7 separate regions of the Homo sapiens genome follow, and all the other regions are linked to region 6. A link is a loop called in an ENCODE intact Hi-C map of the cell type or tissue named here. Cell type or tissue: PC-3. All regions are shown on one strand.

What was found. A loop is a pair of places that touch in the nucleus more often than their neighbours do. Peaks named below come from ENCODE experiments on the same cell type or tissue, not always from the same donor. Only the 100,000 strongest peaks of a DNase experiment are listed, where the experiment ranks them.
Region 1: a loop joins it to region 6, with 15 times the contacts of the local background. A loop is called at or near these places in 4 of 110 quality-filtered maps.
Region 2: it touches region 6 in a loop (6-fold over the local background); 6 of 110 quality-filtered maps call a loop at or near these places.
Region 3: a loop joins it to region 6, with 6 times the contacts of the local background. A loop is called at or near these places in 6 of 110 quality-filtered maps.
Region 4: a loop joins it to region 6, with 2.4 times the contacts of the local background. A loop is called at or near these places in 8 of 110 quality-filtered maps.
Region 5: it touches region 6 in a loop (21-fold over the local background); 12 of 110 quality-filtered maps call a loop at or near these places.
Region 7: a loop joins it to region 6, with 8 times the contacts of the local background. A loop is called at or near these places in 21 of 110 quality-filtered maps.

Annotation. Positions count from the first base shown.
Region 1 is chr4:133,837,743-133,841,742 of GRCh38, reverse strand. No RefSeq gene overlaps it. Among named protein-coding and RNA genes, the nearest start is that of PABPC4L, 360 kb to the left of the region's middle. In PC-3, a CTCF peak has its summit at 2,216 (motif pointing right); no DNase peak of the experiment used is centred here.
Region 2 is chr4:134,199,883-134,203,882 of GRCh38, reverse strand. PABPC4L (poly(A) binding protein cytoplasmic 4 like) reads left to right here and starts at 2,094. Exons shown (of 2, transcript NM_001114734.2): 1 at 2,094-2,165; 2 at 2,638-4,000. The coding sequence starts at 2,864. The coding sequence ends at 3,976. In PC-3, no CTCF peak of the experiment used is centred here; a DNase peak (open chromatin) is centred at 1,882; H3K4me3 peaks cover 2,095 bases; H3K27ac peaks cover 1,488 bases.
Region 3 is chr4:134,776,165-134,780,164 of GRCh38, reverse strand. No RefSeq gene overlaps it. Among named protein-coding and RNA genes, the nearest start is that of LINC02485, 350 kb to the left of the region's middle. In PC-3, a CTCF peak has its summit at 2,333; no DNase peak of the experiment used is centred here.
Region 4 is chr4:133,318,387-133,322,386 of GRCh38, reverse strand. No RefSeq gene overlaps it. Among named protein-coding and RNA genes, the nearest start is that of PCDH10, 170 kb to the right of the region's middle. In PC-3, a CTCF peak has its summit at 1,623 (motif pointing left); no DNase peak of the experiment used is centred here.
Region 5 is chr4:134,904,905-134,908,904 of GRCh38, reverse strand. No RefSeq gene overlaps it. Among named protein-coding and RNA genes, the nearest start is that of LINC02485, 220 kb to the left of the region's middle. In PC-3, CTCF peaks have their summits at 2,269 and 3,670; no DNase peak of the experiment used is centred here.
Region 6 is chr4:133,144,566-133,148,565 of GRCh38, reverse strand. PCDH10-DT (PCDH10 divergent transcript) reads left to right here. Exons shown (of 9, transcript NR_125885.1): 2 at 1,290-1,367; 3 at 2,821-2,962. Among named protein-coding and RNA genes, the nearest start is that of PCDH10-DT, 2.6 kb to the left of the region's middle. In PC-3, CTCF peaks have their summits at 1,733 and 2,606; no DNase peak of the experiment used is centred here; H3K4me3 peaks cover 2,726 bases.
Region 7 is chr4:133,481,816-133,485,815 of GRCh38, reverse strand. No RefSeq gene overlaps it. Among named protein-coding and RNA genes, the nearest start is that of PCDH10, 330 kb to the right of the region's middle. In PC-3, CTCF peaks have their summits at 1,761 and 1,960 (motif pointing right); no DNase peak of the experiment used is centred here.

The DNA of each region.
Region 1 (4,000 bases), 690 kb before region 6:
CATGCCATGTGTGACCCCAGAGGGAGCCAGACCTCAGTTTTAGTGGTAGATCCTGAAGCAGCCTTGTGATGTGGTTTCAGCTCTTCTCATGCATGATCCAGAGCCAGTGCTGGTTGCCCAGAGATCTACTTCATTACTCACTGGGAGCTGTTCCAGGAACCCTGGGGAAGCCACTCCTATCTGCACACCTGGTAATGGCCAAGATTCTGAAGACCCTTCATTGGAACCTTATCCTAGCATCAACTGCACTGACCAAGGTTCCAGAGGTTGTCCAACCCACTTAGGGATCAGAGAAGATCCACACCCAGTAGTGCCCCTGGTAACAGTTCCACCAATCACAAACCCAATGAGAACATTGCAGCAACCACATGAATTGGCACCAATTTCACTCAAGCACAATTCCAGAGGGATTCCCATCAGCCCAGAGACCTGACAGGAAAAAGATACTTCATGCAAATGGTAAGTAAAAGAGCCAGGAGTGTCTATACTATATTTACATCAAACGAAACAGACTTTCAGTCAAAATCTGTCACAAGAGACAAGCAATAATAATAAAGGGGTCAATTCATCAAAAGGACATAATATAGTAAATATATATGCACCCAGCCTTGGAGCACCTAAATATAGAAAGTAAATATTAACAGAACTAAATGAAGAAACGACAATGATACAGTAATAGTAGGGGACTTTCTTACCCTACTTTCAGCAATGGCTAGATCAACCAGACAGAAAATCAAAAAGTAAACAGCAGACTTGAATAACACTATAGACCAAATGGACCCAACAGACATGTACAGAACATTCTATTCAACAGTAGTGAGAGACACAAGGAATATTCTCCAGGATTGATTATGTGTTAGGTCATAAAGAAAGTCTTAACACATTTAAGAAGATTAAAATCATTTTAAATGTCTTTTCTGACCACATAAAACTAAAAATCAAAAAGAGAAGAAATTTTGGACAATTCACAAAAATGTGTAAATTAAACAATGCAATTCAGAACAACCAATGGGTGAAAAAAAGAAGAAAAGGGAAATTTTTAAAGTATATTGAGATGAACAAAAATAGAAATAAAACATATTAAAACATGGGATGCAATAAAAGCAGTGTTAAGAGGGAAGTTTACAGTGATAAATGCCTATATTAAGAAAAGAGAAAAGTACTCAAACAACCTGAACTTCACACCTCAAGGAATTAGAAAAAGAAGAACAAACTGAGGTCAAAAACAGCAGAAAAAAAGAAGTAATAAAGATTAGGGCAGAAAAAAATGAAACAGACTAGAAAAACAAGAGGAAAACCAAAAAAGTACGAGTTTATCTTGTATTTGAAAAGATAAGTGAAAATGACAAACCTTTAGTTAGACTGATGAGAGGGAGAGAGAGAGTGAGTGAGAAAAAGACTCAAGTAAGTATAATTACAAATGAAAAAAGAGACATTACAACTGATACTACTGAAATACAAAAGATCAAAAGTGACTACTATAAATAATTACATGCCAACAAATTGAGTAACTTATAATAGATGAATAAATTTGCAGAAACCTACAATCCAGCAAAATTGAATTATATGAAGAAATACGAAGTCTGAGCTGACAAATAACAAGTAAAAAGATTGAATCAGTCATCATAAATTCCTCAACATGAAAAGCTCCTGACAAAATGGCCTCATTATTCTATTTTACCAAACTTTTAAAAAAGAATTGATACTAATGCTTCTCGAATCACCCCCCACAAAAAAAAAATGAAATTTAAGAGGAGAAAAATGTTCAAATTCATTTCACAATGCCAGCATTATCTTCATACCAAAGCCACATAAGGACACTATAAGAAAATTACAGATCTATACCCTTGATAAGCCTAACAGCGAAAATCCACAAGAAAATATGAGCAAACAAAAATCAACACTATAATCAAATAGAACTTACCTATGGAATCCAAGGATGGTTCAATCTACATAAGTCATTAAAAGTGATATCACCACAATAACAGAATAAAAAATAAAAGTCATATGATCATCTTAATAGATGAAAAAATGGTATTTGACAAATTTCAATATTCCTTTATAAAAAAACTTTTAATACATTAAGTATAGAAAAATATACCTCACTGTAATACAGTTGGTATGTTTCATGTTCACATCTAACATCATATTCAAAGGTGAAAAGCTAAAAGTTTCTCCCCTAAGATCAGAAAAAAGGCAATGGTGAACACTCACCACTTGATGGAGCAATTAGGCAAGAAAAAAAAAATCACCCAAATTGGTAGAAAGGAGGAAGTAAAATTGTATCTGATTACAGATGACATCACTTTACATATAAAAAAATCATACAGACTCCACAAAAATACTTGTAGGACAAATAAAAAAACTTATTAAAACTGCAGGATACAAAATCAACATACCTAAATTAGTTGTCTTTGTATACACTAGTAATGAATTATCTGAAAATAAAATTAAGGAAATGATCCCATTTATAATACTATCAAAATGAATAAAATACTTAGGAATATATTTAACCAAAGAAGTAAAAGGTCTGCACACTTAAAACTATGAGGTACTGATTAAATAAGGTGAAGAAGACACAAATAAATGGAAAGATATCCAGACAGGTGTGGTGGGTCATGCACGGTGCTCACATTGGCACTTTAGGAGGCCAAGGAGGGAAAATCTCTTGAGCTCAGGAGTTTGAGACTAGTTTGGACAACATAGGAAGATCCTGTCTTTATGGAAAACACAAAGTTAGCTGGGCATGGTGGTTCATTCCTGTAATCCTAGCTACTAGGGAGGCTAAGGCATCAGGATTGCTTGAGCTTGGGAAGTAGGCTATAGTGAGCTGTGATCATGCCACTTCACTCCCCACTGGACAAGAGAGCAAGACTTCATAGAGAAAAAGTAAAGAAAGATATGCCATTTTCATGTGTTGGAAGAATTAATATTTTAAAGATGTTCTATTACCCAAAGTAATCTACAGATTCAATGAAATCCTTATGAAAATTCAAGTGTCATTTTTTTCCAGAATAGAAAAAAAAAACAACTAAAATTAATAGGGTACCAAAAAGACACTGAAAAGCTAAAGCAATCTTGAGAAAGAAAAACAAAAGTGGAAGTATCACACTCTCTGTTTTTAAACTATATTACAAAGCTATAGTAATTAAAACAGATGGTACTGGAATAAAAGCAGGTACATAAATCAATGGAATAAAAAGATAGCTCAGAAATAAACCCATATATATATGACATTCATTCACTAACAAGGGTGCCAAGAATACATAATAAGAAAAGGAGAATCCCCTCAAATGTTGTTGGGAAAACTGTATACCCACATGCAAAAGAACAAAATTGGGCTCTTATTTACACCATATGCAAAAATTAACTCAAAATGGATTAAAAACTTAAATGTAAGGTTTGAAACCATAAAACCACTAGAAGAAAACCTATGGAAAAAGCTCTATGACATAAGTCTTTGCAACTTTTTTTTTTTGATATGAGACCAAGAGCACAGGCAACAAAAGCAAAAATAAACCAATGGGACTATGTCAAATTTTAAAGCTTCTGTACAAAAAAAGAAATAAACAACAAAATCAAAAGTCAACCAACAAAATGGGAGAAAATATTTGCCAACCATATATTTAATAAGACATTAATAGCCAAACTACATAAATAACTCACACAATTCTATAGCAAAAAAAAAAAAAAAAAAAAAAACAAAAACAAAGAAAGAACCCAACTTAAAAATGGGCAGAAAGGACCTAAATAAACTTTTTTTTCAAAAAAGACATACAATGGCCAACAAATATATATAAAGGTGCTCAATGTCACTAATCATCAGGGAAATGCAAATCAAAATTACAATGAGATGTCATCTAACACCTGTTAGGATGGTTATTATCAAAAAGGCAAAAGATAAGTGTTGGTGAGAATGTGGAGGAAAGGATACCCTTGCACACTGTTGATAGGATTATAAATTAGTACACCCATTGTGAGAAGCAGTACAGCAATTCCT
Region 2 (4,000 bases), 1.1 Mb before region 6:
CAACTTGGGGGAAGGTGAATCAATCAATGGTAGATAAATGCTAGTTATCTTGTTAAAATTTGTTAATATAGATTCCTCTCGTACCTTCTCCAGGCTGATAGGGTCCAAAGTTGTCTTCAGTGGCTAACATTTGCGAGTGGGTTTGGGGAGGGCAAGGTAACATTTTTCATTATAACTCTATCATGCTTTTAGGCAAGTAGATGGAGGGCAGTGAGCTTTCCTGCATCTGCTTCTTCTTAATTATCTTCAGCTCAGTAATCTCTCATATTTTGGAGTGGCATCTTCTCATCTCCCACATAGGAAATTTTAGATAGATTACAATCAATTTGGATTTTATAGTGAAAATCATGCTCCAGTTTTATTTAATGCATTTCTAAGAATGAATTTTGCTAGAGTATTATTATCTTCTGCAAGTTAAACACATATTTTTAGTTTTCCAGTTCTTACATTAGAAAAGATCCCTCTAAATGAGGATTCATTTAGTCTTGCTACTCAGTGTGGTTCAGAGACCAGCAGAATTTGCATCACTCAGGAACTTGTTCGAAAAGTTGAATCTCAGGTCCACCTCAAGCTACTGAATCAGAATCTGCTTTTTCAACAAGAGCACTAGTTTTTTCCTATGTCCAGTAAAGTGAAAAAGTACTAAATTTGCCTTACATTAACTGATCCACCCAATTCAGATTTGCAGGTAATGTTCTGCCCTGAAGAGGGGTTGTTTTACCCCAGTGGGTCCTTTACCTGCCTGTTGCCATTGAGACAGTAGAAAGACGGGAGGTTCTGTTAAGCAGAGCAGAAACTTTATTTGTTGTTCAAAGAGTAGAGAAGGTGAGCTTCCCATTCACCTTTTCCCCAGGTGTGTGCAGAAGGGGGATTTTTAAGGTCTCTTAGAGCATGAAGGTGGAGACTAAGGATGCGAATTCCTGGAAAGAGGTGGGACTTTCCAGAGAAAACTAGAATGTGTGCAGTCTTGTTCTTTCTTTTGCACTGGGCACTTACTATATGTGCCTAGCAAAGGGCATCTCTCCCCACTGGGCAGAGATTTTAATATGATAAGGAAGTGAGGATTCAGGTCTGTCTGAGTAGCACTGCCAAGCTGAGTTTTTATCTCGTGGCTTGTTTGTGGCTACTGGCATCCAGCCCGGCTTTTGTTTCTGTAAACAAGTACAACTGAGACCACAGGTTAATTTCATAGGTTCTGGCACTCTTGGAGAATCAAGGTCATGCTACCGTGACAGTAACTTATTGACTCTCTAAGATGCATTATGATTCAAATTTTAAGGATTCATTAGATACTAAAGAATTTTATTTAATGCTAAAGAAAATGAAATCATTGTTACTGGAAACCACTTATGTATCTGATATTGTGTTATCCATTTCCAAATCTATTAACTCATTTCACACGTAAAATACTCTCTAAGATAAGTGCCACCGCCTCCATTTAACTAGATGTGAAAACTAACCTGAGGCTAAGATTTGTTCAATAAATACTGCACATCCCTTGTCTGCAAGTCCCTGAGAATAAAGTGCACATGGCTTCTATTGTTACGAAATATGCAATATTTTGTAATTAGACAAAAGCCGGCAAGTACAGGGTAGTGTTAGAGTTTCTAAGAGGGAAACCTAAATTGTCAGAGGGGTTTAGAAAAAACATCTATTTGGAAAGAGCATTTTAACTCATTTCCGAAGAACACATTTTTATAAAGTTGGCTCTGAAAAACGCTAGTGTGTCTTGGAGTTTTGTAAGGGGAACTAAGCAGCAGTTGAGGCTGGAACATTTCAGGAATCCTGCAGAACTTTATAGAACAAGGTGCGGATGTTGGACCTTATCCAAAAGTCAAAGGAAGCCACTGGAGGGTTTGAAGCCAGGAAGTGACAGGCCCTGATCCACATTTGGAAAGGCTCCTTCACTCAGACCCATGCAAAGCCCTGCGGGCGGGTGGGTTTATTGGGGCCACTCCCCTCGGCTGCCTTTCTCCACCCCAGTCACCGCCTCCTGCTTCTCAGCTTAGCCATCTGAGGAGGGTGGGAAACGTGTAATAGGGGCGGGGGGAAGAAAAACGTTCTTAAAAAAAATATTAAAAAGAAAACATCCCACTTGGCAGCGAGTGCGCGGGAAGTTCAGCGCGCGAGTTCCGGGCTTCCCGCCCGCCCGCAGACGACCGCCGGTGAGCCCCCAGCCCCCGCCTGGCCGCCCGCTTCGCCGCGTCCGTCAGTCCGTCGGTCTGTCAGCCTCCCCTTCCCCCACGCCTCCTTTCTCCGGGCGCCGCGCGGGTCGGGAGGTCGGAGGGGCCCCCTAGGTCTTCAGGACGCCCTTGGCCCGCGTCGCTGCCGGCAGCGCCTCGGCGGCGGCGGCGCCTGCAGAACCCGGTACCTGGCAGGTTCGGGTCTCTGCCGGGCAGAACCTCGCAGCCCATACTCCACGGCTGGGGCCTCTGACGCCTCCGCTTGTGGAGTTCTTCCCTGAGCGGCTGTAACTTTAAACCACTCTGAGCGAGGCCTATTTTTATTCAGAAACCAGCGACCAGGGCGTCTGTGGAGAATGCTCAGATGGAGGGCCAGCCCGCCACTTGAAGTTTTCTCACAAATCTGAGGGGAAGGAACGTCTTGTCCTAATAATCTCTCTTTGCGATTTCACAGTTCTGTTGCCGCGTCCTAGGAGGGCCAGATTGGTGGCTGTGGGGACTTTTGGATGAGGGTGTTGCCTGAGCTGGGGGAGTCGTGTCTGAACTCCATTGCTTGGCCTTTGTGTGGTGATCCCGAGGCCTCCACACTTGAACCGGGCCAAAGCTGTGACCTAGTATCCCCCCACAGGGATTGCTCAAAGAACTCCAGGGGACAAACTCACAGTGGCAAGGACAAGGAGATGAATGTAGCAGCCAAGTACCGCATGGCCTCCCTGTATGTGGGTGACTTACATGCAGATGTCACCGAGGACCTGCTGTTCAGGAAGTTCAGCACTGTGGGGCCTGTGCTGTCCATCCGCATTTGCAGGGACCAGGTCACCCGCCGCTCTCTGGGCTATGCCTACGTGAACTTCTTGCAGCTGGCTGATGCCCAGAAGGCGCTGGACACAATGAACTTTGACATCATAAAAGGCAAATCCATCCGTCTCATGTGGTCTCAGCGCGATGCCTACTTGAGGAGATCTGGAATTGGGAACGTATTCATCAAGAATCTGGACAAATCTATCGATAACAAAACCCTTTATGAACATTTTTCAGCTTTTGGAAAGATCCTTTCCTCCAAGGTGATGAGTGATGATCAAGGCTCCAAGGGCTATGCATTTGTGCACTTTCAGAACCAGAGTGCTGCAGACAGGGCCATTGAGGAGATGAATGGAAAACTACTCAAGGGCTGCAAGGTGTTTGTTGGCAGATTCAAAAACCGAAAAGATCGTGAAGCTGAACTCAGAAGCAAAGCCAGTGAATTCACCAATGTTTACATAAAAAACTTTGGAGGTGACATGGATGATGAGAGATTGAAGGACGTTTTCAGCAAATATGGCAAAACTCTGAGTGTTAAGGTGATGACAGATTCCAGTGGGAAATCCAAAGGCTTTGGCTTTGTGAGTTTTGATAGCCATGAGGCTGCCAAGAAAGCTGTTGAAGAAATGAATGGAAGGGACATAAATGGGCAGCTGATTTTTGTAGGCCGGGCTCAAAAGAAAGTCGAGCGACAGGCTGAGTTAAAGCAAATGTTTGAGCAGCTGAAAAGGGAACGAATTCGTGGGTGCCAGGGGGTAAAACTCTATATTAAGAACCTTGATGACACCATCGATGATGAAAAACTACGAAACGAATTTTCTTCATTTGGATCAATTAGCAGAGTTAAGGTAATGCAGGAAGAGGGGCAGAGCAAAGGGTTTGGCTTGATCTGCTTCTCCTCTCCTGAGGATGCTACTAAAGCAATGACTGAGATGAATGGCCGCATCTTGGGCTCCAAACCTCTTAGCATTGCCTTGGCCCAGAGACACTAGGAAAGAAAAACGTACCTTTCCAGC
Region 3 (4,000 bases), 1.6 Mb before region 6:
CTCTTCAGATATAAAGAGAAAATATTAAAAGAAAACAGAGGGAAAAACTTGTTTTTTTCAGAAAGCACCCAAAAAACCTGATAGTCAACTTCACACAAACAGAAGCCAGAAGACAATTGACTGCCAAAGTGCTGGAAGAAAATCACTGCTAATGTAAAATTACATTCCAGAGAAAATACGATATACAAAATTCATAAAATAAATATTCAGAGAATCTATTACGGCATGCTTGCACTGAACGTTTTTATAGAAAAATCTAGGTGACATTCTTCAGACAGAAATAAAATGATAACACAAAGAAATATAGAAATCCAGGAAGGAACAAAAATCAATCAAAAGGGTAAATAAATAGCCCATTATATTGGCTGTGAAAAATTAAAAATAACTTCTTAAGGACATTAAATATATGAAGAATTAAAAGCCATAAGAACAATAATATGTCTTTTAAGATTCTAGTATTTTCAGGGATACAGCAAAGTAAATATTTATATTACTATAGTGTGTCAACAGTGCATATAATCTTTAGTGTAGCCACCAAAATAACAGTACAAATGTATAATTAGGATAGAATTAATTAAAGATGAAATAACCAAAACGAGTGTAATTACATATCAGGAACTGTGAAAGAGAAAAGATCTGGCATAACTGAATTGTGGGAAAATATATTCAATTATAAATGCTCTAAATAACTTTAACATCTATTGGAATAAAAATAAAACCCAATTAAGAGCACAAATCCTGTAAAGGATATAGTAAAAGAAAGAATTTTTGAAATGGAACATATATCCAAGAACACTTCACTTTGAAATAATTATTAAATAAGTAAAAGAGATGCTAAAAATTACTTGATTAAGCATGTAGCAGCTGCAAAATACTAAAATAAAGGAATTGGAAAACAATAATACTTGATAATTAATATTTAACACTTGATCATATTTTCAATATTATTTGAATTATTCAAAGTGAAAAAGTATGACCTTAGATGTCATAATATATGCCGTGTGTGTGTTTATAGATGTGTATATATATGTGTGTGTATATAAATGTATACATGTTTGTGAGTGTATGTGCATATACACACACCTATCATATGTGTATATATATATATGTGTACATAAAATGAAACTTCAGCATATGAATTATAAAGCAAAATAAAATGTAACATCTACCAGAAAAAAAAAGACAAATTACCTAAAATGAATGACATAAACTGAGAGGAATTTTCTTATAAGGATCAATAAAAACCAATAAAAATAAAATAATAAAGTATATTCAACATTATGGATAAATTTCATACATTATGAATATACCTTACAAAATAACATATTCATATTACTTATTACAATAAAATAAAACATCATGTTGCCACTTGCTATTTTAAGAAGCCATTGAATCTAATTTTGCAAATATTAAACGTAGAAGAGTATATTAGAATGAGTTCAATGCAGTATTCAAAGTGCATATACTCTGTGTATAGTTAACAATTCTACTTTTACACAAATAAAATAATTGTATAAGAGCATGCACAAGAATGATATCTGTCAGGCTGGAGGCTTGGTTACTTTTAACAGATGGAAAAAAGAAACTTGAAATGTGTCAGAGAGACACATTAGACAGAAGTATTCAACACTGTCTTCGGTTTTTGTTGCTGTTTATGTTAGATGCAATTAAAAAAATACTGTACTTGATGTTATGTTATTTTCTGGCCTTATCTGTATCCTATAAACAGTTCATAATGTAAAAAGTTAATGCAAATATTTAATGAATATTTCCATAGAAGCTAGATTTTTTTTATTTATTGTAAAGTACATCATTTTCATAATACTAAATTCAACATTCTATATAAAATAGGCACAATATATGTTGTGCTGCTATAATTTCAAAAAGACTAAAATATGAATATTTAATATAAAAAATAAATGCTTTAGAATCTAAGAAATGTAGTTTATTTACTTGACTGCATTTACACCAGTCTCAATGGATGAAGGCTTCTTTGCTTAATAAGAATTAAGGAATAATCTGTCCCATTTCATATGAAGGTGATTTCAGTTGTCTTCACCCTGAAAACTATTTGTATCACTGTTATGGCAGCTGTCTCTATTGAAAAATTTCTATCTTATCTCCCAATAATAGCTTGTATTTGCAAAGGGTCATCAACATCCTACTTTCTCATTTGCTGTATGAATCAAAAAGCTTAGTATTCTTAATTTAACTCCAGAATCTGTTTATCTTAGCAAAGAAAAAATATCAATTACTAAGCAATATCCTTGGAGTCACCTGTGGTTTTAGACATAAACATTATTAACTTAGAAGTGATTCCACAAATGAACCAACAGGCAGGGGGAGTCCTTGACCTATTAAACATAGCTATAGGATTCCTCAGATAATGTATTCCACCGGTAGCAGCCCCAGGTAAATTCAAGAGACTAATTTTGTTCCTCTTCAAATTGCGTTCAATCAATGGCTCAGTCCATTTGGAAAATCAATATCCACAACTATCATCTTTGAAGAACCACATTATTCAGCAAAACCTAATTATCATAAATACTTGCTCTATTACAACAGCTCTCCACTATTGTGTTAAAATTATGAAATAAGATTGTCCTGACATTTTTAGTGAGTGAATCTGTAACAGCAACAGGAAATTAGCTTTCTGCACTATAATGTGCTATTACATTTTTGTATTGTGATTCTTTTTCTAGTTTGGAGATTTGACTGTTCAAAATTAATCTGGAGCTGTACTAATCATCACCTCTTTCAACTTTCTGAATTCATAAAAATAATGATGCAAAGAAGGGCTGAAAATCTTATGCATCTCCAAAAATACTGAGAAACATCTACAAATTAAAAACTAATTTAAAGCAGAACTATATATACAGCTATTTATAAGATAAATACTTTCAACTTCAAATGGAGTAAGTCTGTATCAAAGAACTGAATACACTAGAAAACAAAACATGCATAAAATAAGAATAATTAATTACTATACTTATTCTAAATATCCTCTAAATATACTTTCCAGCTGTGAATACTTCAACAGACTCCATTAATTATGATATTGCTGACTCCATTAACCATGCCCAGGGTGGATCAAAGAAGCTGTAGGTGCTATGAAGCACATAGGAGTTATATTCTAACAATGACTTGGCTTCCAAACAATCAGTGTGAGAGAAAGATTGATTCAGAATTGAGGAAACATTCTATCAGTACCCTAGAGATTGCTAATGATATAGTTCTCCCTGACTGGACACTTAATACAGAAATTACTTGGCTAAATAGTGAGATAAATTAAGGTGTTGAATTGCAAGCTTAATTTAAAATTGCTGAGGACAAGTTACATCCATGTCAAACAATGAGTGTTAAATTATTATAATGACCCTTACCAATAAATTCAGTAGTTACAATAAGGTAAAAAAAAGAAGCAGTGAAACTGTCATAGGTTTAATTTACATTAAATCAATTTATGCTTAATTGTTTAATGTACTGTCTCCTTAGCCACCATTGCCAGAAACCTTCAGTTAAATATTTAAATATAGAGTCCATAATAGTGCAACAGTTTTGTGATGGTGAGATTGGTGGAGAGCTCTATAAAGAAAATCAACCCAGAAACCAATTTCATCCATAACTGACAAAATACAGATTTGGTATCAGAGATGTGTAAGTAATAACTTACTGAGAAGCCTTTTGAATATTAAGAACAATGGGTTTCTCTTTAACATTTAGAAACTTAACATTTCTCTTTAACATTTAGGAACTCATGTTAAAGAATAAGCAATCACTGTCAAACTTGAAGTTGTGAAAATCCAACAATAAAATTCTGAGCTGATATAAACAATAGTAAAATAAATATATTCTCAAAGTGCACACACACACACACACACACACACACACACCCCTTTTTTTGAAGAACCCAGGCTAATATAGATTTAGGTACTGAGAATGGTTCTAGAGGAAGATAAATTTAAGGATGAGTCTTAATTGTAAGATTTCTGGAATTCTC
Region 4 (4,000 bases), 170 kb before region 6:
CTTTCTCCATGGTCTTCTAAACTGAACACCATTTCTTAACAAAATTTGACCTGCCCGCAATCTCCCCCTTTTCAAAATCCAGAGAAGGAAAGGAGAAGCTGTTTATTATTCTCAAGCATTTGCACACCTTCAATACTCTTCACCTCGAATGTTGTTCAAGTGTCCTATCCTAATTCATCCAGATTTATCACCTCCTCCTTTATTCAGACTTTTGTTTCATAAGTAAACAGCTGTCCCAAATCATCTTCTAATCTCTCCTTCTTGTTGTGCTTTCCAAAAATAAGAACATGTGGCTGGGTGCGGTGGCTCACACCTGTAATCCCAGCACTTTGGGAGCCTGAGGCAGGTGGATCACCTGAGGTCAGGAGTTTGTGACTAGCCTGGGCAACATGGTGAAGTCCCGTCTCTGCTAAAAATACAAAATTAGCTGGGTGTAGTGGCGGGTGCCTGTATTCCCAGCTACTTGGGGAGGCTGAGTCGCTTGAACCCAGGAGATGGAGGTTGCAGTTAGCCAAGGTTGCGCCACTGCACTCCAGGCTAGGCGACAAGAGCAAAACTCTGTCTCAAAAAGAAAAAAAAAAAAGAAAAGAAAAGAAGAACATGCTTGATATTTTACAAGCTTACAAGCCTCAGTTAAATAAACAATAAACAAAATATCTCTGGATTTTGTTAATCTTTTCAGCTATATCCCTGCTCTGGCTCGTTATGATAAAATATTATGATAGAAAGAAAAAAAAACTATATGAAATCAGCTTCTCAATATTTTAGATAGTGCTTATGTTTTATATGTTACTAGCCAATTATGAGTATTAAAACTCAACATATAGTCATTTAACAAAGGGCTTCTATCAGCCTAGTAATAGAAAGCTCAAGAACATTGCAAATGTTTTAATGAGAGAGATCACGTACTTTGAAAACTTGACTAAATATATATACACTTACAAGAGTTTTCATGAGAATCTGCTACATAAGTGTGCAACTCTGCTGGTCCTTATTTCAGTCCAACTGGTCCATCTTTAACAAAAAACATTATCATTTAACATTTACAACACTTGTGTAAGATTAGGCACGATGTGCACTTCCGTTTTCTCATCTAAATCATGGAAGTAACATCTAACTTGTAAGGTTTTCAATAAAGTTATGTATGTAAATCACCTACAGCACTGACATCAATACAAATTATTGTTAATTGGTTGATTCTACTTGTCTGTATTTCTCAATTATATAATTTAAGCCTCTAAGTATGGGATTTTTCTTTTCATAAATTAGATTTAAAAAAAAACATGTTTTAGATGTACAGACAAGTAAGGAAGTCTGAAACCTAGGGATAGATGATAATTTTCTGGACACTAAAATTTGGGAGGATATATAAGGGTATTTAAATATCTAGCTTTTCAAACTGCAGTTAGAGAAGCTCTAATATGTTGATACTGAATTAAAATATTAAATTAAGCATTTTAAGAATACTTAATTGTGTAGAAGAGGTTCATTCTAAGGATATTGATGATTTATAGTTTGAAGGCAATAAGACACTGAGATAGAAATCATTGCACGCCAGGGCCTCATCTGGAATAAAACGTCTCTGGGTATCTCAGCTGTAGCACTTTGTCACTCTTCCCTCTAGTGGCTGCCATAACAATTACATAATTGGTGTGGCTGCAACAACAGTTTAGATGAAGAGGTATTGTCACATGCTAGTTTCCTGGGGCTAAGGTTGTGATATAAACTTATAAGTTTATATGTTATAAGCAGAACATTGATGCATTTGGACACAAACAACTGCTACAACCAATGTAGAACATTAAGGAAGAAGGTTAGAATTATTTCGAATTAATTGTGATATATATCTCACAAAAAAAATGAGAGGCTTAAAAACAGAGATGTATTTGTTAGTTACACATCACTTCATTATCCATCTCCCTATCATCTTGCCTGGGGCATTTTTTATTGTTTCTTAAAACTAATCTCAAATGAGCCAAGCTAAAAAGCAATGTATTGCTAATATGTGTATTAGGTAAAAATGAGATATGATTCCTTGCTTTCTAGACATTCACGTTTTAAAAATATCAATTATTTTGTTTTCATCAACTATGTATTTTGTAATCATAGTAAAACATATTTACAGGATAATTTATATATAAAAGATCAGGAAATATTTCAATGTAAAAATTAAAAATCTTGTCCTATATTAAACCTAACAATATTGGAAATAATCACATACAAAAATGGGTAAATTGTGTCTGTTCTACATTTTTAAGTGATTCTAACGTACTTGCTTTTAGCCTACAGAGAGCTATCAAAAAGTGTCAAAAATTATGAAGTTTAAAATAATTGTAATGACAAAATTTATTCCATATTCAAATAAAATTTAAAGTATTGATTTCTTGAAGTACAAATATGGATTAATGAAATATTCATTTTCTCCAAAAGTAATCATTTTTTACTGATTTTAACAAATACATTTTTGGTAAACAAAAAAGAAAATTCAGAAAAAACATTTGTTATTCTCTCAATACTTTTTCACACGTAAATGCTACAGACATGTACACACCCACATATGCAACTAGATGACTTCTGCTACATTTCAATTAACATATAAGTATTTTCGTGTTTTTAATATTCTTTGAAATTGTGGTTTATAATAGCTGCATAAAATCTTACCATATGCAACTACTATGTTTTAACCAGTGTCTTTCTTTTGGACTTTGGATTTTTTTCTAATCATTCACAAAAATTCTCCAATAGATTTTGTTATAAGAAATTTGTAAATGGTACCAAAATATAGTCTATGAAAATGATAAATTGAACTTTCAATTGAAAATCTTTTGTTTGGGGAAAGACACAGCTAACAAAATAAAAGGGGCAAGCTAAAGATTGGGAAAAATATTTTCTAATAACATATTTGAGTGTCTAGGGTATACAAAATATTCTTGAAATCTACAATAAGGCCAGGAATAGTCTACACTCACTCCTGTAATCCCATCACTTTGGGAGGCTGAAGGGGGAATATCCCTTGAGCTCAAGAGTTTGAGACCAGCCTGGGCAGCATAGCCAGAGCTCATCCCTACGAAAAATTTTAAAAATTAGCCAGCTGTGTTGACATGCACCTTTAGTCCTACCTACTCAGGAGGCCGAGGCAAAGGACTGCTTGAGCCCAGGAGGTCGAGGCTGCAGTGAGCCATATTGTGTGACTGCACTAGCACCTGGCAACAGAGCCTGACCTTGTCTCAAAAAAGAAAAAAAAAATAAAACAATAAGACAACAAGTAACACTACAAAACAAAGAGTAAAAGATGTGAGCAGATACATCACTAAAAGAGATAAGAATGTCAAATAAGACCATGAAAGTATGTCCAACAGCATTAACCACTGGGCAAATGAAAATTAAAATTATGATGAGCTATCTACATACCTATTAGAATGGCTTAAAAAACAAACAAAAAAACCAAAAACATAAACAAAAGTATTCCAACAGTTCCAACTGCCAATAAAGACCTGAGGAGTCTGGACACCATGACTCACACCTGTAATCCCAGCAATTTGGGAGACTGAGGCAGGCAGATCACCTTAGGCCCGGTATTGGAGACCACCCTGGCCAACATGGTGAAACTGTCTCTCTCTCTCTCACAAAAACCCAAAAAACAAAAAACAAAAACATGAGGAACCATATCTTCTATATATTACTGGAGCGACTACAACATGGTTCAGCCATACTAGAAAAGTTTGGCAGTTTCTTCAAAATTAATCCTGCCCTTAATTTATGACCTAGCAATTATGGTCTAGGGTATCAACTGTACAGATATGAAAATTTACACCTACACAAAAATGTATATAGCAGCTACATTCATAGCTGCCAAAAGCTGGAAATGGCTCAAATGTCCTTCAGTGGCTGGTGTTCTATGATAATTTTTTTAATTTATTTAAAATTATAACATATTCACTGCTTTAAAACAGCATCATTCTCAAGTTTTGACAATTATGAATAAAGCTGCCTTAAACAT
Region 5 (4,000 bases), 1.8 Mb before region 6:
ACCACTTTATCTCTGAATAACAGTTTCCTAATGAAGGTGTATATAATCAGTTGCTTGGTGACCAGATTAATTGAAAATTTGTTAGAAAGTTTTAAAAAAATAAATTGAGAGCAAGAAGTTTTCCTCACATATCTTCTCCTTGAACAGGGAGTTATATTTTAAGTATTCCTCTCCTCCATTGAAGTGGAATGGAATTGTCCTAAGCTGTAGATTAAAAAATGCCTTAGTAGAGAAGTATTCTTTCTCTATTAAAACAGCATGAATTAGTACACATTACCATGCCAAAGGTGGCTATTGAGTCCTAAAAGAATTGACAATCTTTGCAGATATAGGCAGAAAAATTACAATTGCAATCATATCTCAGGCTGCTTTGTGTCCATCTCTACTTTTTTTTTGCTGGACAGATTGCGGATGGAGAGGAGAGACGATCAAGGCACTAACTTGTAGTCAATGCAAGTCATGCTTGTTTTTTCTGTTGTTTCATTTTAAGATTTTACCTTTTTATAATAGAGAACAAATTGGGAACCAATTGAAGCCTGGAGGATTTTGCAAAAAGTTAATGACGTTTTCTGGTTTTGCTTCTTTCTCATCAGATCTCTCACCCTCCTTAAATCATGTATGACCGGAAAAGCAGACATTTAGTGTCATTTGGGTTAAATTTAAGGTACCTGTGCCATACTAGGCACTGTCTGCTCAAGGGGAGAGATGGAGGCCAGGGATAGTTTTCAGTGTGTAAAGTGGAACTTAGTCAAGTTTCTGTGAATAATTGGAGAGGTAGGAATCATTGCTTCAGGTGAACAGATGCAGGTGCTTGCCTTGACAATTGGACTTTTGTCGTTTTTGGCATGCATCATTCTCGGCTAATAACACATTGGCACCTTCAGACTAATCCTGGGCAGTAAAATATGTCATAATGTGTTTTCTTATTTTACACAGACTGAGGATTTTACACTTGGGTAACACAACCACCTGAATGGGTGCATTTGCCAACACTGTGAACTCCAGACACATTTTGTTGAAACAAGTGGTATAAAGCCATGATCTGTGTGGAAATAAGATGGATAAATTATGGCGCAGAATCTCCCTGTAAAATTAAAAAGCACAAAAGACTCCGGTGTTCATTTTTATCTTAGACTAGTTTAAAAGTGGGTATTTTTCACGTTCCGGTTCAAATATAATAGGGACTTAATGAAAGTAAAATGATGACTTATACTTTTTTGAGTACAAAAAAATTACAAAATGTTAACCATGTTTATATTATGAAATATGTTTTATATGAATTTATAACTGTAATATTCAACTATTGAGCCATATTAGAACTATTTTCATCTGCACTCAAACAGTTATGGAAATTAGTCATGGAAGCACCTAGCAACTTTGTCAAAGGGCTAATTGGCACTCTTCTATGGAGATCTACTAGGACCCATATTGTTTCCATTCTCCTTCAGAGAAATAGCAAGTCTTTTAATTAAGAAAGATATGTGATATTCAGATTCTAGTAATTCCCCAACCTATGTGTCTGTAACATTCAGTGTAGATAAAACAAGACTGTGAAATTCTAGCTATCTAGATTAAGTCATGCATTTCTGTGCAAGTTTGAATAATTGATGATTTGAATCTAAACATGTGCAACATAAAAATGGCCTGAACACAGACACAATGTTGAAAATATAATTTCAAAGTCTCCTCATTTTTGAAATATGTAACATTATAACATACAGATATGCATGTGCATATCGTTTTATATGTAATATATGGCATTTTAATATAATTTCATATTTTAGATGTCATGTTATATATATGTATGTAAATATTTGTATGTTTATGACTAAAGGGAATACCATGAAAAATGTAAATAAATATCATCTTTGGGTATTGAGATTATTAGTTTTTTTTTCCTTTTCACAAGATGAACTATTTAAAATAATTAACTGAACTTCCAAAACACCAATAAAGACAACGCAGAACAACATGCACCAAAATATACTTGAAAGTAACAAATCCTATGGGCACAATTTTTGAAATTACAAAACCAAGGTCTCAGGATCAGCACTAAACAGGGCAGAGTTATTCTCTTAGATATGATTTGATCAGCATCTTATAGTGGTAATTTATGTTTAGTATTTATTTATGTTTTTCTGCCTTTTCTTATTCTATGTCTGTTTCTCTCTGTAATTATTAAAAATAAAGGAAGTTTAAAGTTTTTAGGACATATACGCCTTGACCCAACCATACTCTTTTCAAAAATGTTTAATAGGACAGTCTCAGTCAGGTGAGGGCAGCAAAGAGCAGAGAAAAAAGAAAGCCATTTCTCTATCCCTTGGGCAGAGTAGCTAGGGAACTGTTTGAAGCAGGACAAGCTTTGAGAGGAGTGAGGAGCAGAGACCAGGTGTAGGTGTGGCAATGACCCATGCAAGGGGCTTTAATCTCATAAGGATTTTGCACTTCATAGTTTTAGAAATAATAAGGTGGCAGCAACATGCATATTGAGTAAGCATGAAAGTTACTGCACGTGGTTTTCAAGCATCAGAAACCAAAGTCAGGAAAGCAAGATAATTTTAACAAGTCATTCAGACATTGGATGGATCTGCAAGTGCTAGTTTATTTTATCAGTGGTCCTTCAATGTCAGTCTATACTTGTAGATAGATATGTCTAGCCATAGCAAAGCCCTATACAATCCAAGAAAAGGAAAATGAGCATTAAATAGTACCCCATCATTTCAGCTTTTAATGCTGTGCCCCACTTACAGACTCACAGTTTGCCTTCGAGAGTTTCAGAAAAAATAAGAATTGTGTTCAGAAGGGAGGGGGCAACGTAACATTCCTCTATTGAAAACATTATAGTCCTTTTTTAGGGCATGCATTAAAAATGTATCAGTGACCATGACGTTAATAATGATAAGCAAAAAGAAAAAACTCTAAAAATTATTAGCAAAGGAGGCATCCTTAGAGGGACAAACATTTTATAGGCTGCAACTTAAAATTTAAGTGGACTCTCCAGAGGGTAAGGTTTGTTCTCTCTTAATGTAGCAGCATATTTTGTGAGAGAAGAGTATCCTTTAAAGAGCATAGTGGCCATTCTTCTGACTCCCCCAGAATACATATGAAAACATGTACCTAACTTACCTCAAAAAAAATCTGTTATTTTTCTGTTACTATAGTACACCATCGCTTTTGCAAATTACAAGCAGAGTACGTTATAGTTAATAATGACAGTGTATTTTATACCCCACCACCTTCAAAAAAAATCTGATACCTTTCTGTTACTATAGTTCACCATCCCTTTTGCAAACTACAAGCAGAGTAAGTTATAGTTAATAATGAAAGTGTATTTTATACCCAAGGTTACACTAGAGGAGAAAAATATGTTAATTTTTTTAAAAAAACCCACTTACATTCTGAGTTAAGTATTCCAAAAAGAATAACATGCATATTTAAGAAGTGATAAAGCATTGCAGATTATGTCTAAAATATCCATCAAACTTTAGTTTTAATCTTATTTTCATATATTATATGTTAACAGTGCAATTTTTTTTTGTAATAAATCAGCAGGCTCCACTTTTTATGTTTTCTGACAGATTTCAAGCCCCATCCCTCCTTCTTTCCCTCTTGCTCCATTCCTGGGCTAGTCAATAAGAAAGCCCAGGTGCTCCCTCATTTGGCATAGGTGGGAAGTACAAATCATGGAAATCGTGTAAGCTCCCATCTCTATCCAAAATCACCATAAAATCTCACTTACTCTCACTTTGTCTCCCAAGCCATGTTTGAACCTGCTTGGGAGCTTTCTCTGCTTTCCACAGATAGCACCATTACATGAATAAAAGTCATCTTCATATCCTCTTGGTGCTGTGTGTCATCATCTGTCTTGACATCCAAATCAAATTTGGGTTGATGGGCTTATCCTTCTTCCATGGCATGATGGTTAATTTTTATAAATCAACTTGACTGGGTTAAGGGATGCCCAGATAGCTGACAGTTTTTTTTCTGGATCTTTCTGTCA
Region 6 (4,000 bases):
TTACCAAGTAGATTAACTCACTCGAGGACCTAGCTTCGAGCCGTGAGCGCGTTCATCAGTGACTGAGGAGTTGATTTGAGCCGCTTCCTACAAGCCCGCCATCCTAACGCCGGGCTCTGGGGCATCCGGCACACAGCACCGCCAAGCGCTGCAAAGCGCCTCTGATATCCCTGCGCCTTGTGCGGCCAAGTGCCACGCAGCGGCTGGGAACACCGGCTATTTTCTATTTTTTTTTTGGCAATTGGAGATCGATCCCTTTACCCACCATGCTAGATTAGACCACTGATTTCTGCCAATCCTGGGGTCAGCCCGCGGGATGAGGACAGTGGGGCGGCGGCGAACGCGGGCGGGGTGGTGGGCAGGGCCCGTGCACACGAGGGGCCCGAGTGTGCACCGCTGCGGGTATCTGCGAACACGTTTGCACATGCACGGTACTTGCATCCATCCTCCCTGGCCCAGGGCTTAGCTCTGTGTAAGCCCCAACGGAGCCTCCCCGAGTTCCGAAGGACGCGCTTGACCAGCTGTGAGTGCCCCTTCCGGAGGCGCAGGGGCAACGCGGCACATCCACATAGCTAGTTCTTGTGAAGTTAAAACACAGCGCGAACTCTTTAATGCTGGAGAGTGGATAGAATGCCAGTTCTCTAAGGAAAGATCTATAAATATATATTTTTAATTAATGGGCCACTAGCAAGGAATTGGTTGTTTATTCACGAAAGAAGCCCCTATTCAATCTCCTTTTTATGCAAAGAGATAGGAAGGTCCTTTGCTGCTTTCTGGTAATGAATGACCCAAGAATACACCACCACAACCTGCGGGAAAAGTAGAGTCGTTTTCCGACCTGGAGATACGTTGCCATTTCCTCCTGGCAAGGAGTTAAGGAGGGCTAGTGTCCATGGGCGTGATAGTAGCCTGAGACGTGCTTCTGAGAGTCCCGCGAATGCACGTCTACTGCCCTGATTTCCGCGCCCCAACTCCCCGCAACGCCGGGTCCCCCCGGCCCCCGCACTTGGCTCTTTCATGAAGATGGGTCCTGCCTTTGAGCGCTTAGAAGGAAAGGATTCCAGCAAAAATGGCTAATCCTTTTCCAGCTGCAGTAAATTGAAGACTGGCCAAAGCCAAGCGAAAACCGCTGCAGTTAAAATGATTTTAGCATCACGTCTGCGGCTGAGAATGGAGCGGCAGTGTATAAAGGGACCTGTGGATCAATGAAAAGGAGATTATAGTGTATCTGAATATTAATACGGTATTGCATCTGTACTTCCACCCCTCCCCCCTTTCTTTTTCTTCAGATCTGCAGAATTGAAATGAAATGTTTTGAGCTCTTCAAGCTGACTCGTCAGAATCCTGGAGCCTTTTAAAAAATGACGGTAATTTTCTAATGCGTTCATTTGTACGTATGGAAACACTTGTGTGTGTGCGCGCGAGTGCGCGCGTGTTTGCATGTGGGAGACATGCAGCTGAATGACAATGCAGATCCAGAAACTGGGGAAGAGGGTTTCTACCCCTGAAATGTAGATGAAGTTTGAGCTGACTTGGGGCATATGCTGAAAGCCAGAGAGCTTCCAGAGGTGGAGATGAGATGGCCAGATTTGCCTGTAAATAATCACTACATCCACTGTAACACTTGAGCTGCTTTTATTTTTTTTTATTTTTTATTTTTATTTTTGGTAGCAGATGTGTTTGAATGGAACTCTCTCCGCAAACGTGGGTTACAGGCGTCTCCTAGCGGCGAAATCAGCATAGGGCAGGCCAGAGAATTTTGCTTTGGAGAGCTCGCCTTTTGGGGGCTCTACAAGATTTCTTGGGTCATAGGGGTCTGTGTCCGCACCAGCGTCGCTGAGCCCAGGCCCCCTAGAGGTCTCGCCTCTCCGACTTCTAGTCTTTGTGGCGCCAGCCAGGGACCGGCGGAGTGACGGTAGGGTCTTCTTCCCGGCCGAACAGAACAGAGCCTGGTCCTCCGCCTCCCGCTAGATAGCTCCAGCCAAGGGCAATTCCAAGAGCATTTTGTTTGGAGCCAAGATCAGATAGTGGCATTAATAGCCTTCTATGCCCCTTTACCCTAGAGCCTTTAAAACAACCATGCCCCGTCACCCACAAAACAAAACAACACTTTAAATTTGCCTTTTAAAATGCCTCTAAAATGTAACAGGTTTACTTTTTCCCTTGCTGTGTCAATCAAACAGATCCCTGCCTTTCGTTTTTCTTTTTCATTCTTACTCCCGTGGACCCCAGAATTTAGTGAGATGAGGTTTGTATATACGGCAGCCTCAGTAATGAGGCTGACTACCTCTTTGAAGTGTAGAGCATCATGTATATTCTGTGTTCCTCAATCCCCCCGTTACTGGAGCGGAAAAGGAGAAGGAAATATTTTGTACGTAATCCCTTCTTCACCCTCCCCCGTCCACCCCCTAGGAGCGCAAACTGTTTGAGCCAGGACAAACTGCACCCTAAGAAACAGAGGAATAGTTTTATTATTTGGAGGGAGGTTATCAAAATCAGTTTTCATAAAAGTCCTGGTTTATATATTAGAGTGATAGTGCACATTTTTTATTTCATTGGGCTTTAAGTGCAGCAGAAACAGGGGGGCGCTAAGGATCCCACAAGTGTGTTTTACAAACTTTGAAACTGGGTTAAGGGATTGCTTTCTTCTCTGCCCTTTGCTGCAAAGGGTGGGGCAGAAACAAGTTTGTTAACCAGCCTTTGGATAAATGAGTGTTTGCAGTGATTTAACATGACTTGAAAGCAATTTGTTTCTAAATCCTCTTATTATTGCTATGTGCCCAGAGCTTTGAGGGAAGTTTTTTTTTTTTTTTTTTTTAGAATTGGAAGGAAAAATTACTTTATCAATAACCAGGCTCCACCAGGATTGACCTAGATGGTTGTTCCTGGCACTTGTCATTCTCAGCAAGCACAGCTCAGAGAACAAATACAAAAGACCCAAAGTGCATTGCATCTTTTATGGGTAAGCATGAAATAGGTTTATTTGTGGTAGTGTAATCTAACTTAAGAGGTGGGAAGACAAGGCTTTGGAACCAATGCCACAAACATTGTGTTAGTTTTTGTTCATCTATAGTAAAAAGTGAATGCTGACTGGAATTTCTGGGAAAGATTTATAGCATATGCAATTTTAAGTATTCAGGTAACTCTTTAGTTACTGTGTTTTAATCCTTCAAGCCCATCAGAGAACAAACCAATCCTTGTTCTTGGGATTGAAAATACTAGATATCCCATCAAGCACCATTATCTTGATATTGAAAGTAGAAATGTGCTTCTCCATTTTGTTTAACCTAGTTAATATTGGGGTGGCTTCACATTTCAGTGCCTTTTCAGTTATCAAGCAGGGACAACATTTTGTTAAACTCTAAACAGTGAATTAAAAGCACTGAATGAGCTGAAGCAGCCCTCTAATGCAAAATGACAAATTGCACTTAAGCAATACATGAACAAAAAATGATTTATGGATTTTTACAATGGTCTGAGCAAATGAAAGCAACATGAATTATACATCCTAATGCTCACAATATCATTTTCTAATAATACTGTTTCAGTTCAGATACTATACTCTGCTCCTTTCTGTAAGAGAAATTGATCAATAAGAGGTCCAGGAATGTTTTTAAATTGGGCACTGGTTTGTGATACTGATTCCAAAGTGTGTGTGTGTGTGTGTGTGTGTGTGTATACATATGCATATATATATGTGTGTGTGTGCATATATTTTCTTTTGGTTTTGGGGAGGTGGGTTGATGACAGACATTGAACATGCATTCTTGTCAGATTCTTCACGTATTGTGTCTTTTGGTAGTAAATAGTCCTTTGAAAACTTTTGTTTGTTCCATACTATCTTTCAGAATGCAGATAAATGGATTTCAATCAAAATGACAGTCTTTATTGCCTTATGACTTCTTTTTCTAAAAATTAAAATGTATTACCTCATCTTACCCTTTTCTTCCGTTGCTTTGGATATTAAAATATCTTATTTCTCCAAAATGTCTCTTAACCT
Region 7 (4,000 bases), 340 kb before region 6:
CTTTTTAGTGAAGAGAGTTTTTAAAAATAATTATTGTGATTCTTTATTGATTTCAGAGAGTGATTAGTTTTTGTCCCCTTATCCCTGGACGTATCTTACATATTTTTTTTCTACCTTGCAACCTAGCCACAAAGGTTGTATGTCCCCTCCAAATCACTTTCTTTCTCTTGGAAGTGGTCCCCCTAAGGTTGCCTCCTCAGGTCCTGCATCCTCTTAAGTTCCTCTCATTTGGTTTTCCAGCATCCCATTTTAAAATCCACCTCGTGTCAGCCCTGTTCTCAGTATTTTCTCATGTAGAGTGAGATGCTCTGACTTTGAAGGTAATTTTATCTGTATTTCAAAATGTTTAGGGTCTTGATAAAAGTTTTCTTTGCCGTATAGTCTCCACCATATTTTTCATGGGTTTCAGGGATGGATCTTATGGTGTAAAATTTTTCCCCACTTACATAGAAAGAATTTGTAGTACTCATTGATTTTTGTTTGAATTTTGCTATAGAACTGGATTGAGTTTTAGCTCATATGGTTTTATATTTTTCTCCTTGAGGATCTGGTTTTTAGATTATCAGTAGTCAGCAATCATTATCCCAGAAGATCCTATAAGATTGTGTTTAATTTTTCTTAAAGTCATCATCTACATAAAAAACAGAATCTCTCTCTGTGAACATAGAAAATATATGACACATGAAATGTAACTATAGATTTAAACACATGTTTATACCAAGAGGCAATAGAATTACAGAAAATAGGAAGCTTTTCAGAGACTCATAAATGTAAATTTTTTTAAAAGGAATTTGGAAAATCATATTACTAAAGACCAATTCCACAATCTTCTTAAAATTATTAAGTAAACATTATTACATCTATATATTAATGTGGTGTACCAATTTACTACATTCATATTATTTCCTACCCCAAATATTCTGCCTGAAATTTAGAGGCCTTCAGCTAAATAATATAGATGATTATTCTGTTTGCATTTCACTTCTCTTTGTGAGTATAGTTAAATTTTCTATAATTTCTTAAATTCCTGTAGTTCTACATCAAAAGAAAATAGGAAGCACATGTAATGATTCCTGATTTAATATAGAATATTTTACAAGTGAGAATACTATGTAACCAAATATAATATTCACAGATTATAAAATATGCTGAAATCAACAGTATGTAAAGAGTAAAAATGAGTAAGTACATTAACAAATAAAAATGTTCAAGGGCAGTTCAACAGTGATTCAGGCAATAAAGTTCTGCACTCAGTCAATAAATGTGTTTTGTTTAAAGTCTGCCTGGAACATTCAGCTAACCTCAGAAAGACTCGAGGCTAATGGACTATATCACACATTAATGCCGATTGCATGGCCACCTGGCATCTCTACAGACAATACAGCCAAAGGCCAGTACTCTAGTGGTTAGTAAGCTAATGTGAGATTTCTGACAACAGAGTAATATCAGCAGGAAGTACATCAATTGGGCAGCTCAGAGTAAAAAACTACATACAGCCAGCTCCAGTGAAGTGCATCAGCATGGGACAAGCAAACGGAAAATGCTAGAAATGCAAAATCCAAGAAAAGTAAAAACAAAAGCTGCCTCAGATTACAACCTAAGTTCACTGATATGCAAAACATCAAATACTAGTATTTTGCAACTAACGATATTATGCAAAACATCAAATAATGTCCTGCACTCAAAAACACACACACATCCATAATTATAATAGAGGACGTATACACATGCAACTTTTTTCAAGCAAGTGACCAAGACATTTTCTGTGTTCCAAAATTATACCATTATTCAAAATACTTAATGCTGATAATGAAATAATGGATGTGTTAGTCCGTTTTCATACTGCAATAAAGAAATACATGAGACTGGGTAATTTATAAAGGAAAGAGGTTTAATTGACCCACAATTCCACATAGCTGAGGAAGCCTCAGGAACATACAATTATGGAAGAAGGTGAAAGAGAAGCAAGGAATTTCTCCACATGGTGGCAGAAGAGAGAAGCAAGCAAGAGCAGGGAAAACTGCCTTACACAACCATCAGATCTTGTGAGAACTCACTATCATGGGAACAGCATGAGGGAAACGGCTCCCATGATACAATCAGTTCCCACCTGGCTCCTCCCTCCATATGTGGGGTTTATGGGGATTACAATTCAAGATGAGATTTGGGTGGTGACACAGAGCCAAACCATATCAATGGATATTCATGATCAGAAAAGCAAAATTAACCTCAGAAAAATATAACACTAAAATGGATAACTGTGGTTCAAGAGATGTATAAAACAAACCATAAACACACAATGACCAAATCCTAGGGAAACTCCAGGCGGTTAGGAACTAGTTTGTGCATTTTTTTGGAGAAGATGGGTTGAGGAAGTGATTTTTAACTCTATCTTTATCTCATCCTCTCATTGACCTGAAGAGTCACTGTCTGTTCCCATGCTAACTATGGGATTTAAAATAGTATCAACCTGCAGATCACTAGGTGCCGGTGGGGTGATACCATGGCAATTCTAAACACTGCTGTGGTAAGATGATGAATGGAAACACAGGTTGACCAGTTGTCTTAGCCATCCTTTTCTCTAAATTATCTCTTTAAACTCTCAGGGCTGGCAGGTGGTATTCTAAAAGTCATTTTCTCCTTACACACTGCTCCTTTTGGAAACTTTGAAAATCAATTTTGAAGAGAGAAGTAGTTGGTGGAGGGGTAGCATACAAGGATACACAGTGATGGTTCTGAGATGCCTGTGTTTTTCCATGCCAGAGCCCATCGTGTCCTTCTCTCACTCACCAGGAGGGATATGGGCAGGGCCTCGACTTTGCTCCTCTCTATACACACATTACCAGATACGATAAATCCAAACTCCAGAGAAGAGAAGGTCAAGGTCAATAACTAATTATCTGTATAGAATACAACCACTATAAAAGGTAAACAGGATGCTGACAACATATACCAGATGCAGCAGAACTATAGGAAAAGGAGACCAGGCATGTAAAATAATACGTAATACCAAAAAGTTAAAAGATGATATTGATTATACAAACACAACTGCCAATGTGATCTGAAAGCACATATTTTTAAAACATACATATAATTATATGTTAATATTTATGTATAACTTATTTCATAAACTAGTATTTTAATGAGAAAGAGGGCCCATGTTTCGTTACTTTTCTCTTTTGTTTGGCGTTCCTTTTCCAAATGTGTATTTGTATACTCCCACATACCCACACCTACACTCACCCACAGACATAGTTATGTAGTGCTGGGGAGAAAGGTTTAGTCACTCTTTATAAAAATGATATATTATTCAGAAATCTTGGCATATTCGTTAATCCAGTCTACACTAATTGGTAGATATGCCACCAAGACAACTAACAACTAATACTGCCCTAATTAAAACTTTTTATGGAATCTATTTTTGGATATGATGTAAAATATTGATCCAATTTTATTTTCTTCCTAGTGAATTTTGATCTATCTACATATGTTAAATATGTTTCACACTGAATTAAAATAAATGTGTTATATTTTAAGTAATAAAAACAGTAATGATCTATTTTGTTTCTCTATTCTATTATCTGATTTCTATAAAGTACTACCTTGCTGTTCATATTTTTCATATGGTTCTGTTAGAATTTTTATATGTATATTTCAACTTTCAGGTACTTTTTCAGATCCAATAAATTGAATTGTATTAAATTTATATATTTATTTTGGTACAACTAAGATTTTTCTTATTTTGGATTTTTATTCAGGAAGGATAAAGAATATTTTGTCTTCCCGTTGGCTAAGATCATGTTTTAAGGTTTTCAACAAATACTGTATTTTTCTTCATATTAATGCTGTCCCTTTTTAAAAAGTCATTTGCGTCTAATATACATACTTTTTTTGGTCTCTATTTTTAGTGGAACTTTTTTTTCTATTTATATTTCTATGTGCTTAATGGTTATGGAGAAAAGGTATTGGATCCAAATGCTCACACAGAATTCTATTATTA